3 separate regions of the Homo sapiens genome follow, and all the other regions are linked to region 1. A link is a contact called in ENCODE Hi-C or POLR2A ChIA-PET data. All regions are on one chromosome and are shown on one strand. Each heading gives the region's core, a stretch centred on a gene start or an enhancer-like site at or near the end of the contact. The rest is flanking DNA. Distances are from core to core; before and after follow the strand shown.

Region 1 (4,256 bases), core at 1,336-3,835:
CACAGTGACTATGATACTGCCTCCTAAGCAAGGACACACCCCAGTGATGAGAAATAGGCAAACCATGGTCTTGAAATGCCTAGGAGTATAGGCTGGGGTTTGGAGGGAAATAGTTGGATGACCTCAGGAAATAGAAAAAAACAGGCAGCTGCTTTTTGGAGAGAGTGGAGATGAGATCAGTGCCTACCTGGAACAAAACCCTCTGGCATTCTAGACTGGCTGAATATGTAGTGTAGGGACTTTATCATCTGTCAGAAAATCTCCTTTAAGAAGAAGCGATCAAGAAGTTTAGTCCTGGCCAGGTGTGGTGGCTCACGCCTGTAATCCCAACACTTTGGGAGGCCAAGGCAGGCGGATTACTTGAGGTCAGAAGTTCAAGACCAGCCTGGCCAATGTATGGTGAAACCCCGTCTCTACCAAAAATGTAAAAAATTAGCCAGGTGTGATGGCACACACCTGCAATCCCAGCTACTCAGGAGGCTGAGGCAGAAGAATCATTTGAACCTGGGATGCAGAGGTTGCAGTGAGCCGAGATCCTGCCACTGCACTCCAGCCTGGGTGACGGAGCGAGACTCCGTCTCAAAAAGAGTTCAGCCCCTATCCTGTACAGATGAGAAAATAGACCTGGAGGAAACCCAAGTCTATCAACAGCAGAGACCACAACCCATGTCAGTGCAAAGAAGCCAAGTGTTGCACTACCCTATTGGGATCCAGCTCACATTGAGCCAGTTTTGTTTTTTGAGCTGTTACGCAAGTGCCTTCTGTCGAAGAGAAGCTTTACTCAATTCTACAGGGCAGCCCCCTTCCTATTTTCAGTGGTAGAAAAGATGAGACCTGGGGATCCACACTTGAGGCTGTAGATTGGTGCTGGCAGCCCTGCTTCTGCAACTGAGTCTCAGCCCTAGTCTTGACCTTGTTCTTTTTCTCTAACAAGCCTTTTCTCTTTCTAACCCTCCCTCCCAATATACCCACTTCATACTATCCATTGTTCATACACTTCTCTACCTTTATTCCTCTTCTCATATTCCTCCCTTCGCCAGAGTGTCTTTTTCCACCATCTTCACCTGAGTTCAATTCATCCTTCAAGGTCCCGGCTCAAATTCCACCTTCACCAAAGAGCTTCCCAGTTTTCTCCAGTAAAAAATAGTTTCCCTCCCTTGTGTTCCCAAGGGGGAAGGGAGGAAAAAGGATAAACAAGCATTAAGCACTTGATCCATTTTAGGCACTTCGCATGTGTCACTTGTATGAGGTAGGTATTGCCATTTTACTTAATGATAAAAGAGTTGGAGAGGGTAAGCTGTCTGTAAAAGGTCAAGGTCATATAACTAGTAAGTGGTGGTGCTGGGGATTTGAACTCAGTCTAACTTCAGAATATAACTTTACAGCCTACCACATTTGGTCTCCTATTACATTTACTTTTGTCAGTTCACTCCTCTAGCATGCTGTTTTGCAAATAGCATTTTAGTTAAATGTTTGTGACATTGACTTCTCTTGCTTCCTTACTCTGTTTCTCCAGGATTTGTGGCAGGAGTCTCCCTGCCTTAATCATAAAGGAATTGAGTAAATTGGGGGTGGAGCTGGGCAGGTGGAGAGCCTGAAAGAGTGTGCCTCCTGACGTGTGGGCTCCCTGGAGATAAGTAAAGCCTGCCAGCCTGACAAGTCCATTGCCAGGGATATTGTAGACATTTCCAACGCTCTAGAAAGGATATTGCTCTATATTCACAGACTCTTAGAATGTTAGAGCTGGAAGGGGATTAAGAAATCACCTAGCTTACTGGTTTTCAAACATGCAGTTGTGGGCCCCGTTAAAAATGGGTCTTTTGAGAAGTATATACTTGGAAAAAAAAGTTGGAGAAGCAGCTGTAGTAATGCTGCCCCTCTCATCCCCACACACAAACATCTGAAAAATCCCTAGAACTGAGGAGCCGAGTTTGGAAAGTCAATAGTGTAACCTCCCTCATTTTACAGATGCAGAGCCTTAACATCAAGTCTAGTCATGACCAAGGCTGCACAGCCCGTTAGTTTGGGAGCCAATACCTAATGTCTTCTGAGGTTCTAATTCCAATGCTTTCTGTGGAAGAATCATACATACGCAGTATTTCTTAAGTGGCTGTTTGCGGCAAAGCACTGAAATAGTTGCTATGAGGACGACAAATATGAACGACCCCAGTTTTACCCACTCATGAGCTCACAGTTGAGGCCAGTGAAGAACCTAGAGACAAAACACGCACTTAACTATAACTTATAGTTCCCTAACTACGATTGCTGAGACAAGGATCGTAGTTATGGCCAGTTATGCGGGGAGGGTGGGCTGAACAATGAGACTACCGGATTGAGAGAGGCCCGGGTCTCGCGCGGAGAGAAGGGGCAGGAGGAGGCAGAGGGTCGAACTTAGGTGAGAAATATGGCTGGCGGGCCCCACACCAGGGTCCGGCACAGTCCAGCTGGAAAAGGGGTCTCTCACAGAGTGGGTGGCCGAGTTAGGCCGCTCTCCACGGGTATTCATGGCTCGGTCCACCCCCATTCCTGTCCTGGCTGCGTAATCCGAAGGACGCTGGGAGGAAGGGGCGGGACTTGTGGCGGAAGTTCCTAGGCCAGCCTGTCACGTGGGAGGGAGGCTCGGCGCTCAGGTGAGTGGCGGGTGATCTGCGGTCTCTGGCTTAAAGCGTCGCAAGCCATGAGTGCCCACAAGGTGTGTGGTCATCCTATATCCGGGCAGTGACGGGCCCTATTTTCGGTTTGGAGCTGGACTCAGGAAGGTTACAAACTGGTTCCAACCAAGTCTGAATCTGGAGACGGACCAAGCTATCTTTTGAGGCACCCAAGCTCTGGGTAGAAGCCAGAGCAAAGCTGTCCTCATGAGTGTCTCCGTCGGGAACGGAGGCTTCCAGGTGGTCTGGCTTCAGGAATGAGGTTGGGGTGGCTGGTGGCTGCTACCAGGAGTCCATAGCTTCCCACAGCCTTTCTCTCTTCCCCAATTGTCTAAGGCGACTCCTGCGACAGGAAGCTGTCTGGGAAGCATCCTTCATGTGGCCTCTGCCCCTTTAAGTCACATTGGAAGTGGGAAGGGGAAGGGAGTGGGCACAAGGGAATGTCAGGCGGCTTCTTAGTCGTGGAGAGGGACGGTGGGGGTGACCCCCTCTCCTCTTGGCTTGACAGGAAGCATGGCACTCTGGCGGGCATACCAGCGGGCCCTGGCCGCTCACCCGTGGAAAGTACAGGTCCTGACAGCTGGTGAGTGTCCCTCTAGGACTTGAGTGGGACCAGGGCAGACTGATTTGGAAGCCAGAGGCTTGCCCCACTGCACCACCCTCACTTCCTGTTTCTATTCGGCTCTCTTGAAGGGTTGGCTGTCTTTCATCCTACACTGTCCCCAGTCTGTTTTGGAGGGTGGTCCCCAAGGCTGTTTTTAAGGGGTATGCGTAGTTGGCCAAGCTGTGCAGTAGGGTTTTAGGATTTCAAAGTCCTCAAAAAGCTGAACAGTCAGCCCTGAAGGATAAAGGCATTGCCCCAGGAGGCCTCAACTTGGAAAACATTTTACCGTATGCAAAGCACTTTCATATACGTTATGGCATAGGGCCCCCACAAAGGTGTGTGAGCTAGGAGGGTTACTTGAGTCCACATTAGATCACACCTAATAAGTGCTGAATCAAGACTCTTACCCCAGTTTTTCTTGGTATTTTTTATTGTGAAACATACAAAAGAATGATTAAGATGTGTATGTACAGTTTAAATGGCATTAAAACTGAACACTCCTGTGTCAGTAATCAGCTTTGAGACCTCTTGAGTGCCTCTCCGTAATTCACCCAAAATTTCCTGAGTTTTGTTTATATCGTTCATTTGCTTTTGTTATCATTTACTGCCTAAATATGTATCTCCAAGGTTAGTATATTGGTATCTGATCACTCCATCCTGATCCATTTGGAGTGATCAGATACCAGTCACTCCAAATGCAGTGATTGAGTACTAACCTCACAGAGGTAATGCAGTGACCTACCTGCATTTGTTACCATCTTCATTTTGCAAGTTAGCTAATGTAAGAGGATGGCATGAAGATAAGTAAGTCTTAGAGGGGGAATGTCAGAAGGCCTTAGAACATTGGGGTGCAAAGAGTGATCACATTAAGATGAGGTCTTGCCCATGTTTAGAGAAGGGGAACAGGATTCTAGTGATGACTGGCCTTCTGAGAAGAGGACTATTGGAAGGGATTGGGGGCTACTGAAGGCCAGAGTGGAACAGGGATCCTGTGACCAGAA
Region 2 (4,076 bases), core at 548-3,047, 86 kb before region 1:
ATTTTTGTATTTTTAGTAGAGACGGGTTTCACATGTTGGCCAGGCTGGTCTCGAACTTCTGGCCTCAAGTGATCCACCACCCCCCCTTGGCCTCCCAAAGTGCTGGGATTACAAGTGTGAGCCACTGTGCCCGGCTGAAAAGAATCAATTTTGTCATAGTTTGGAGAATTTCTCCTTTTCTCTCCATCCCTTGAATGCAATTTATTACCAAATCTGTCTTATTTGTTATTGTCTAATTTGTCCTTTCATCTGGATTCCCATTGCCACCCTGCGTGGTACCACCTTACTCCCAGCTCTTCTCATCTCCTGCTTAGAGTAAGAGCTCTCTAACTAGTAGCAGTGCCCCAGGCCAGGCGCGGTGGCTCACGCCTGTAATCCCAGCACTTTGGGAGGCTGAGGCGGGTAGATCACGAGGTCAGGAGTTCGAGACCAGCCTGGCCAACATGGTGAAACCCCGTCTCTACTAAAAATACAAAAATTAGCCAGGCGTGGAATCCTAGCTACTCGGGAGGCTGAGGCAGGAGAATCGCTTGAACCTGGGAGGCGGAGGTTGCAGTGAGCCAAGATAGCGCCACTGCACTGCAGCCTGGGCAACAAGAGCGAAACTCTGTCTTAAAAAAAAAACAATAGTAGGCGGGGTGCGGTGGCTCACGCCTGTAATCCCAACACTTTGGGAGGCCGAGGCGGGCGGATCACGAGGTCAGGAGATGGAGACCATCCTGGCTAACACGGTGAAACCTCGTCTCTACTAAAAATACAAAAAATTAGCCAGGCGTGGTGGCGGGCGCCTGTAGTCCCAGCTACTCGGGAGGCTGAGGCAGGAGAATGGCGTGAACCCGGGAGGCGGAGCTTGTAGCCTGGGCGACAGAGCGAGACTCTGTCTCAAAAACAAACAAAAAACAACAACACAACAGTGCCCCAGACTCTCTCCCTCCAATGTACACTGCATACAAAGACTAGACAAACGATGCCAAAGGTTACACCAGGACGACAATGAAGTCCAAGTCACTCATCTTGGCGCTTCTTTTTATCAAGCTAGCTAGTTAATATTACCACTTACAATCATTCTCCGAGTCCAGCCAGCTTCCTCAGAAATCCTCCCCAAATGCAGTTCACATTCTTCCCTCACTCCTCCAAACCTTATAACATTATTCCCTTTTCCTGTGGCATAATGCAATCCAGAGGCATCCTCTCTGAGAGCCTACATCCTTTCAATCCTCCAAGAAACAGCTCCTCCTCCCATCCTTGAGCTTTTCCCACCCAGAATAGGCTGTACCAAACATTTCTACATTGTATTAACTCGAATTATATCACAGATCGAGGTCTTCGCTTTCAGAAAAGACTCACATTCTTCTCATATAGGCCTCGCATGGCCTGGCCAAGTACTTCCTAAGCTCGGAACAAATACTGGTCAACTTTAATTGAACCAAATCGGGCGGGGTTTGCGGAGTCTGAGAGTGCAACGTTGGGGAGAGGGGGATGAAAACACTGGAGGACGGGCTGAAAGCGTCGAGTCCGACACAAAAGAGGCGTCAGACAAAACGCCAAGAGGCTGGGGACTGGGAACGAAGGAAGAGGTTCTGCCAGAGGCGACCTGCCACCTGCGCGAGGAAGCGGAGTAGGACGGCGGCCGTTGGTGGGCGTGGTCGCGCTAGTCTCGCGGGAGCGGCCGTTGGGCGGGCCGTTGTCCCTGCGGGCGGGGCGAGTTGCTAAGGAAATGACTGCCCGCAGCGCCTGGCCCCGCCGCGCAGGCCGGGCGGGGTCTGGAGCGGCGCCGTTTCCGCTTCCGCTCCCTCACAGCTCCCGTCCCGTTACCGCCTCCTGGCCGGCCTCGCGCCTTTCACCGGCACCTTGCGTCGGTCGCGCCGCGGGGCCTGCTCCTGCCGCGCGCACCCCCGGGGCTTCGGCTCCGGCACGGGTCGCGCCCAGCTTTCCTGCACCTGAGGCCGCCGGCCAGCCGCCGCCATGGGTGCCTACCTCTCCCAGCCCAACACGGTGAAGTGCTCCGGGGACGGGGTCGGCGCCCCGCGCCTGCCGCTGCCCTACGGCTTCTCCGCCATGCAAGGCTGGCGCGTCTCCATGGAGGTGAGGAGGCAGGGGCCCATAGGCTGGCCGCTGCGGGGCGGGAATCTGACGGAGAAAGAGAGCGGGGGATGGGGTCCTCCCCTGGGAAGGGTCCCAATTGGGAGCCTGCGGCCGCAGCGGCCGTTTGCGGGGCGACAGAGACCGCGGGGTCAGGGCCGAGAGGGAGCTCCCGATGCTTGGGGACCGTGTGCCGGTGGCCAGTGGCGGCGAGGGCTCGGCCATGTGGGAAGAGGCACCTTCCGCCCACTGACCGCCCTCTCCCCGAGCTTTGGCGCCATCCTCTCGTGCCAACCTAGCCCTCCAGGCTCATCAACGGTGTGAGGTTTAGTGTGGGAGTAAAGACGCAAATAGGGGCTATTTATTCATTTGTTTTTCAAGGGAGAGGTGAATAGATGTGAATAACTTTTTAAATTTTAATATTTAAAATATCTGATGTGGGAAGCCTCTTTTGGCTAGGAGTTTGACAGTGAAAGGAACCCCGGGCAGAGTCTGTTTCACATTTTGGTTGCCTGGCCTTGGGCTCTTGCATGTTAATTTCAGAGGCTGGACCCGACCTCCAGGAGTTGTCACTCATTTGCACTCTTTTCAGGGCCTTTTACTAACTTCGGAAAACTTGAATTATGTCAGTCCCTAGGTTTTCCTTTTTATTATGCTTCGTTTTCTTTCTCTCTTAGGATTTCTCTAAAACTTAATCAGTAATTCTCATTTGCCTGTAATTGTAGTTTATAGTTTCTTTGATTGTAAGTCATTTCATCAATTTTTTTCATCACAACCTACCTACAAAGGGCTTTTCTAGAAAATTTTACTCTGGACAAAAGGGGAAAAGAAAAATATTGGGGGGAAAGTAGTAGTATTAGGTAAAACTTGATGTGAAACTACAAAAGAGAAGAGGGAAAACTGCGGTAGGGAGGAAAGGGAGGAAGACGGGTTAACCGTGGCTTTGTGAAGAGCATTCTGAAGTCTAGGCAAAAGGGCCAGGGAAATACTCTGTCTGGTATTGAGGGTTTCTCCACCTACCGGGTGGGCTTCAGGTAACAGCGAAATACTGTCTCCCTTGGGAATTGTTTCAGATCCCTCGCTCCTCCCTGTGGTTAGCTCTGGAATGACAGTATGAACTTAAATGTTTTGTTTTCCGATTCAAATTTTATATTCATAACTGACCTTAATAACAATTTTATAATTAGGTATAAAATTTCAGGATTGGAGTGTATCCTATAGTTCATCTCATCTGCTTTGGCTCCCTTTTTTTTTTTTTGAGACAGAATTTCGCTCTTGTTGCCCAGGCTGGAATGCAATGGCGCGATCTCGGCTCACCGCAACCTCCGCCTCCCAGGTTCGAGCAATTCTCCTGCCTCAGCCTCCCTAGTAGTTGGGATTACAGGCATGTGCCACCACGCCTGGCTTATTTTGTATTTTTAGTAGAGACAGGGTTTCTTCATGTGGGTCAGGCTGGTGTTGAACTCCTGACTTAGGTGATCTGCCTGCCTCGGTCTCCCAAAGTGCTAGGATTACAGGCATGAACCACCACACCCTGCGGCTCCCACATTTTATAGCTAAGAAATTGAGGCCCAGAAAGGTTAGGACACTGTTTTGGTGGAAAGAATTTGTAGGATCAGATCGTTGAAGACACTAGACATTGTTAATCATCTATGTCAAACTGAAGCATAGCATTCATATTTCACCACCATACACAGTATAACTATTTGGTAGATGTAATTGTCTATTAGAAATATCTAGGCTGGGCGCAGTGGCTCACGTCTGTAATCCCAGCATTTTGGGAGGCCGAGGCAGGCAGATCACCTGAGCTCAGGAGTTCGAGACCAGCCTGGGCAACATGGCAAAAACCCTGTCTCTACAAAAAATACAAAAAAATTAGCTGGGCATGGTGGCACCCACCTGTAGTCCCAGTTACTTGGGAGGCTGAGATAGAAAATCACTTTGAGCCTGAGAGGCAGAGCCTTCATTGAGCCAAGATCGCCCCTCTGCACTCC
Region 3 (4,667 bases), core at 1,914-4,413, 110 kb before region 1:
AGACAGCCTTAAGGCTAGACCTGTAGCACCCTCAGCCAACTTATCCAGCTGAAACCCTTGGCTAATTTATCCAGCTAGAACTAACCTTGGCATTCACTATCCATCCCTTCTCTACACAGAACAAGCCCACTAGTCCATGGTGAGGCTACCCTTGGGGCACATGACTGGCAGTTGTTAGTGACTTCATCCCTGATGACCTCACCTTTCCTGTGATGTGAGTGTGACAAATGGGTATTGGTTAACAACATTTTTTTTTTCATTCACTCATTTAACAGATGTTTTATTAAGCATTTATTGTGGGCCAAGCACTGGGCTAAGTCCTTGAGATACAATAACAAACAAAATAAATGCCCACATTCAAGCAGCCACAAATTCAAGCCAGAGCTAAGACTTTAAGCTTCCAGCTTTCATTTCATTCACATTGCTCAAAGGCTCTGAAGTTTCCATTCTCTGGGGGACTAGATCTGATATAGGTTATTTATTTTTTGGCAGAGGGGATGGAGTCTCACTCTGTCACCCAGGCTGGAGTGCCGTGGTGCAATCTCGGCTCACTGCAACCTCCGCCTCCCAGGTTCAAGCGATTCTCCTGCCTCAGCCTCCCGAGTAGCTGGGACTACGGGCACGTGCCACCACACCCAGCTAATTTTTTGTATTTTTAGTAGAGATGGGGTTTCACCGTGTTAGCCAGGATGGTTTCAATCTCCTGACTTCATGATCCGCCCGCCTCAGCCTCCCAAAGTGCTGGGATTACAGGCGTGAGCCACCACACCCAGCCTAGGTTATTTCTTACAAGTATAAATAACTCAAGGTACAACTTTTATAGGAAAAAGTATTATACAGCATAACATTTTCAGGGTCATGGGTACTTGAAGAAAAAGAATTATTGAGAGCTAAATGCCATTAACTTGTACAAAAAGTCACAAGACAACCACTTAATGTTATTTCATATCTCTAAGAATAAAGACTGTGAAGGAGTTGGAACCTGTGTGTGCTCAGCTCAAGAGAGTTCTCTACAGTATGAAAGAGATACCCTGGGCCAGGCAAGCTGGCCCACGCCTGTAATCCCAGCACTTTGGGAGATGGTGGCAGGCAGATTGCTTGAGCTCAAGAGTTCGAGACCAGCCTGGGCAACAAAAAAATACAAAAATATACAAAAATTAGCAGGGTGTGGTGGCGCACGTCTATAATTCCAGCTTATTCAAGAGGCTGAAGCACGAGAATCACTTGAACTCAGGAGGCGGAGGTTGCAGTGAGCCCAGATGGCGCCACTGCACTCCAGCCTGGGTGACAGAGTGAGACTATGACTCAAAAAAAAAAAAAAAAAGAAAAAAAGAAAGAAAAGAAAAAGAAACTGATACCCTGGAAACTAAATGTGCTCCTCTAAGTTCAGAAGTCTCCAGTCAACACACCAATCTTTTGAAAAGCCCACATTTATTTTTAGAACTCTCTGATGCCCATTTGTGCCCATCTCTGCCCCCAATCTACACTACGTTTAACTCAACTCAGGAGATTTTTATTAGAAGACAGTCTAGTAAATACCAAAGAGCAATAGGCAGTACAGAGGAAATCTGGCAAGATATTCTTTCCCTATGTTATTTTCTAGATCCTGACTTATTCTAGAGAGATTTGCCAGGCGCGCTGGCTCATGCCTGTAATCCCAGCTACTTAGGAGGCTGAAGTGGGAGGATCGCTGGAGAGGGATTTAACTCAGCCAGCCAGGAAAGCTACTATCTGCCTGTTTTAGTAATCTACCAGAAAACTTCTGTTAGAGATCATGTTCCTTCTTCTGAAAAGTAGCTAAGAAAATGGTAAGACACTATTAGTTACTTCCTTGAGCAGCTGCATTCACTGAATGCATCTAAAATCTGAACAACTAAATAAAATTCCCAGCCAGACTACAGTAGGAAATAACAGTAGAATTCTAATACAGGAAAGCTGTAGCCAATGGGCTCCAGAGAAACTTCTGGACCGAGGACACAAATAACTAATCCACAGTAGGGCACCACAGGAGACACCAACCCTTCATCAGAGATAGATGCCCTTGGAATTTGCTTATCCCCCCCACCTTCCTAATTTTTGTGACTTTTTATCCCTTCCTAATTTTTCCTTCGCAGGCAAAATGAGGGCAGTGCCCAAGATTCTCCAGCACTACTCCTATTGATGAAGAAACCTCTGCGACACTGGGAGTTTTGTCTCGGAGCCGCTGAGAGGTTTTAAAGAGATAACACATGGAAAAGCTCATATACTCCCATAAGGGGATTCTCGCCGCCTCCAGCCACCCTGAGACATGCAGTGTGTTCACTTTGGAGTAATGCAGATCGCCCTGCAAAGTTTTTCCCCGACACTTTCGTTTATTGGACAGCAGCCCCTCTGCGTGTCAACTCCTCTGCAAGAGCTCACGGGCCCAGGCCTCTCAGCTGTCCTCACCCTGAACGGACCAGAGGGCCTCTGAGACCCGCAGCACAGTCCAGTCGGAAATAAAACCGCTCTGGGGAGGAACCCGGCCCCTAGAATTTCACACTCCAACAGGTCGCATGCCCTGCGTCTGGAAGGCAGCCGCGGCCCGCGCGGGAACCAGGCTGGGGCCCAGGGAGCCAGCGGCGGCCACCTCATCAAAGGCCGGACCGACAGCGCAGTCAGGGGCGCAGGCCACGCCCCCGCGCAGTCTGCGCACCTCCCCGCGAGCAGGCCAGGCCAGGCCGCCGAGCTTCCGCAGGCCGCCGGGCCGCGACCGCCGCCCCCGCCCCCGCCCCCACCCGCCGGGCCCCGCCTCTCGCAGCCGGAGTTCCAAGCGAACGCCAGGGCCTCCCGACCCGCGCCCGCAGAATCCCGGGGCGCCGCCGCCAAGCCAGAGACGCCAGGGAGGGCTAAGCAGCGACTGCGGGGCCGAAGCGGCCCCTCGGCTCCAGCAGGCAGGGCCCGATCGGGCCTGGGCTACTGAGTGAGCAGGGCCGCCTTCAGCACCCGACTGGCGGGTCCCACCGTCCCGGGCCTCGGAGGCCGATCCTTCCGTCCTCTCGCGAACCCCTCCCTCCCGGGCCCTCTTTTCCCTGGGCGCTCACCTCCCGACTCCGCGCCCCGCAGCCTGCGCTTCAGCTCCAGCTCGGGTTCCGGGGCCCCGGATCACAGCGACTCCCTCACAGCTGCGCTCCGCAGCGCAACCGAACTGCGGGCCCCGCCCTCGCGGCGCCCGGACCAACGATGGGCGGTGCCGCACCGCCGGCAGGTTTCCATTGGGTGACGTTCTGGGTGGGCGGGGCCCGGCCCTCGGGCGTTCGCTGGGGTGGGCTTCCACCCGCTCTCCTCCCCTTGCGCCGGTCCGGCCGAGACCTCTCGGAGGGGTCGATGTTTTCGGTCCCAGCTGGGGCTCGTCTCTCTGTCCACCCCACCGCCCGGTCCAGGTGCCCCAGATGGTTCTGCTGGACGCAGAGAGGGCCTCCTACCTCTTCTTGAAGGCGCCATGACAGTTCTAATGCCTGGAAAAGACAAAAGGAGCGAAAGACATAGCCTCAGTCCGAGAGGAGCGCCCCCACCCCAGCCCCCGCCTGCATTATTTTGGAACGAGACTGGTGTGCAGGACGCCAATTCTCCGGAAAGCTTTTAAAATTTACCTAACACTGAAAATTAGTAGTTAACGCTTGGTGATTGCTTAGCACTATTTGCTTAAACTTTGTAAGAGGTTTTCACAGATGTTATTTCATTTGATCCTCATAAGAACGAACTCATTGAAATTATCATTCAATGGTAGTTGACAAATGCAAAAACCTGAATCAGAGGTATTAAGCTATTAACCGAAAGTTAAGTTGGTAAGAGCCAAGTCTAGAATCCGAAACAGTAAATTTCATCAAAGGAGACTACGTTGAGAAGATGTTTGGAAAGAATTTAGATTGGTTTCGAGTTAGTGGAAAGAAAAGATGATAAATTCTTGGTGAGCTATTAATCTGCGAAAACTAAGCGCGGAGCCTTCAGGATGGAAGTTCACTCTGCCCTTAGACGTGTATGATGGAGGGAAGATGATGAATCAATCAACAGAACTTGGAAATGTCACAATCACCAAATTTTACTGTCATTAAAGAGAATCTCTAATCCTGTTTCACTGGGAGAAAGGACAACTGGCAGAAACCCTCTCGTTTTCTCATCATCTCAAAATACTCGTTTTTAAAACCAATCTTTCGGCCGGGCGCGGTGGCTCACGCCCAGCACTTTGGGAGGCCGAGGTGGGCGGATCACTTGAGGTCAGGAGTTCGAGACCAGCCTGCTCAATGTAGTAAAACTCCGTCTCTACTAAAAATACAAAAATTAGCCGGGCGAGGTAGCACATGTCTGTTCTCTCAAGCTGCTTGGGAGGCTGAGGCGGGAAGATCACTTGAGCCCAGGAGGCAGAGGTTGCAGTAGGCCAAGACTGCACGACTACGCTCCAGCCTGGGCAACAGAGTGTGAGAATCCGTCTCAAAAAAAAAAAAAAAAAAAAAAAAAAAAAAATATATATATATATATATATATATATATATATATATATATATATGTATGTATGTTTTACCCTTTCTTCCTTGATTCTTCTATCTTTGGAAGAGGGGGGCTCAAACACCCTTTTTAAAATCTGATGTAACTTATGGGCCTTCTCTTGTACTTTAAAAAATGCACTTACCCAACAAATTTAGGATATA

Evidence for each region. Hi-C counts contacts between places; a loop is a spot of excess contacts on that map. ChIA-PET counts read pairs that join two places held with the same protein, here RNA polymerase II (POLR2A). Pooled maps may share reads with other maps.
Region 2: a loop to region 1 is called in a map of CD8-positive, alpha-beta T cell, with 20 times the contacts of the local background. The contact joins the promoter of PPM1G here to the promoter of MPV17 in region 1. A Hi-C loop is called at or near these places in 5 of 168 maps with a recorded cell type or tissue (B cell, CD8-positive, alpha-beta T cell and naive thymus-derived CD4-positive, alpha-beta T cell), 7 of 37 single-sample maps with no recorded cell type and 17 of 50 pooled maps. POLR2A ChIA-PET finds 5 or more read pairs at or near these places in 16 of 52 experiments (AG04449, CD4-positive, alpha-beta T cell, CD4-positive, alpha-beta memory T cell and 12 more).
Region 3: a loop to region 1 is called in a map of B cell, with 17 times the contacts of the local background. The contact joins the promoter of NRBP1 here to the promoter of MPV17 in region 1. A Hi-C loop is called at or near these places in 7 of 168 maps with a recorded cell type or tissue (B cell, CD4-positive, alpha-beta T cell, CD8-positive, alpha-beta T cell and 3 more), 14 of 37 single-sample maps with no recorded cell type and 23 of 50 pooled maps. POLR2A ChIA-PET finds 5 or more read pairs at or near these places in 18 of 52 experiments (CD4-positive, alpha-beta T cell, CD4-positive, alpha-beta memory T cell, H1 and 14 more).

The regions. Positions count from the first base shown.
Region 1 is chr2:27,321,426-27,325,681 of GRCh38, reverse strand. MPV17 (mitochondrial inner membrane protein MPV17) reads left to right here and starts at 2,585. Exons shown (of 8, transcript NM_002437.5): 1 at 2,585-2,630; 2 at 3,160-3,234. The coding sequence starts at 3,165. RefSeq lists enhancers at 1,776-2,748, 2,871-2,930, 2,981-3,030, 3,041-3,130, 3,141-3,190.
Region 2 is chr2:27,407,312-27,411,387 of GRCh38, reverse strand. It overlaps PPM1G (protein phosphatase, Mg2+/Mn2+ dependent 1G), which reads left to right and starts at 1,797. Exons shown (of 10, transcript NM_177983.3): 1 at 1,797-2,085. The coding sequence starts at 1,966. RefSeq lists silencers at 1,627-1,816, 1,907-2,096, 2,167-2,216, 2,237-2,316.
Region 3 is chr2:27,427,127-27,431,793 of GRCh38, reverse strand. NRBP1 (nuclear receptor binding protein 1) reads right to left here and starts at 3,163. Exons shown (of 18, transcript NM_013392.4): 1 at 3,063-3,163. RefSeq lists an enhancer at 977-1,276 and a silencer at 2,646-2,795.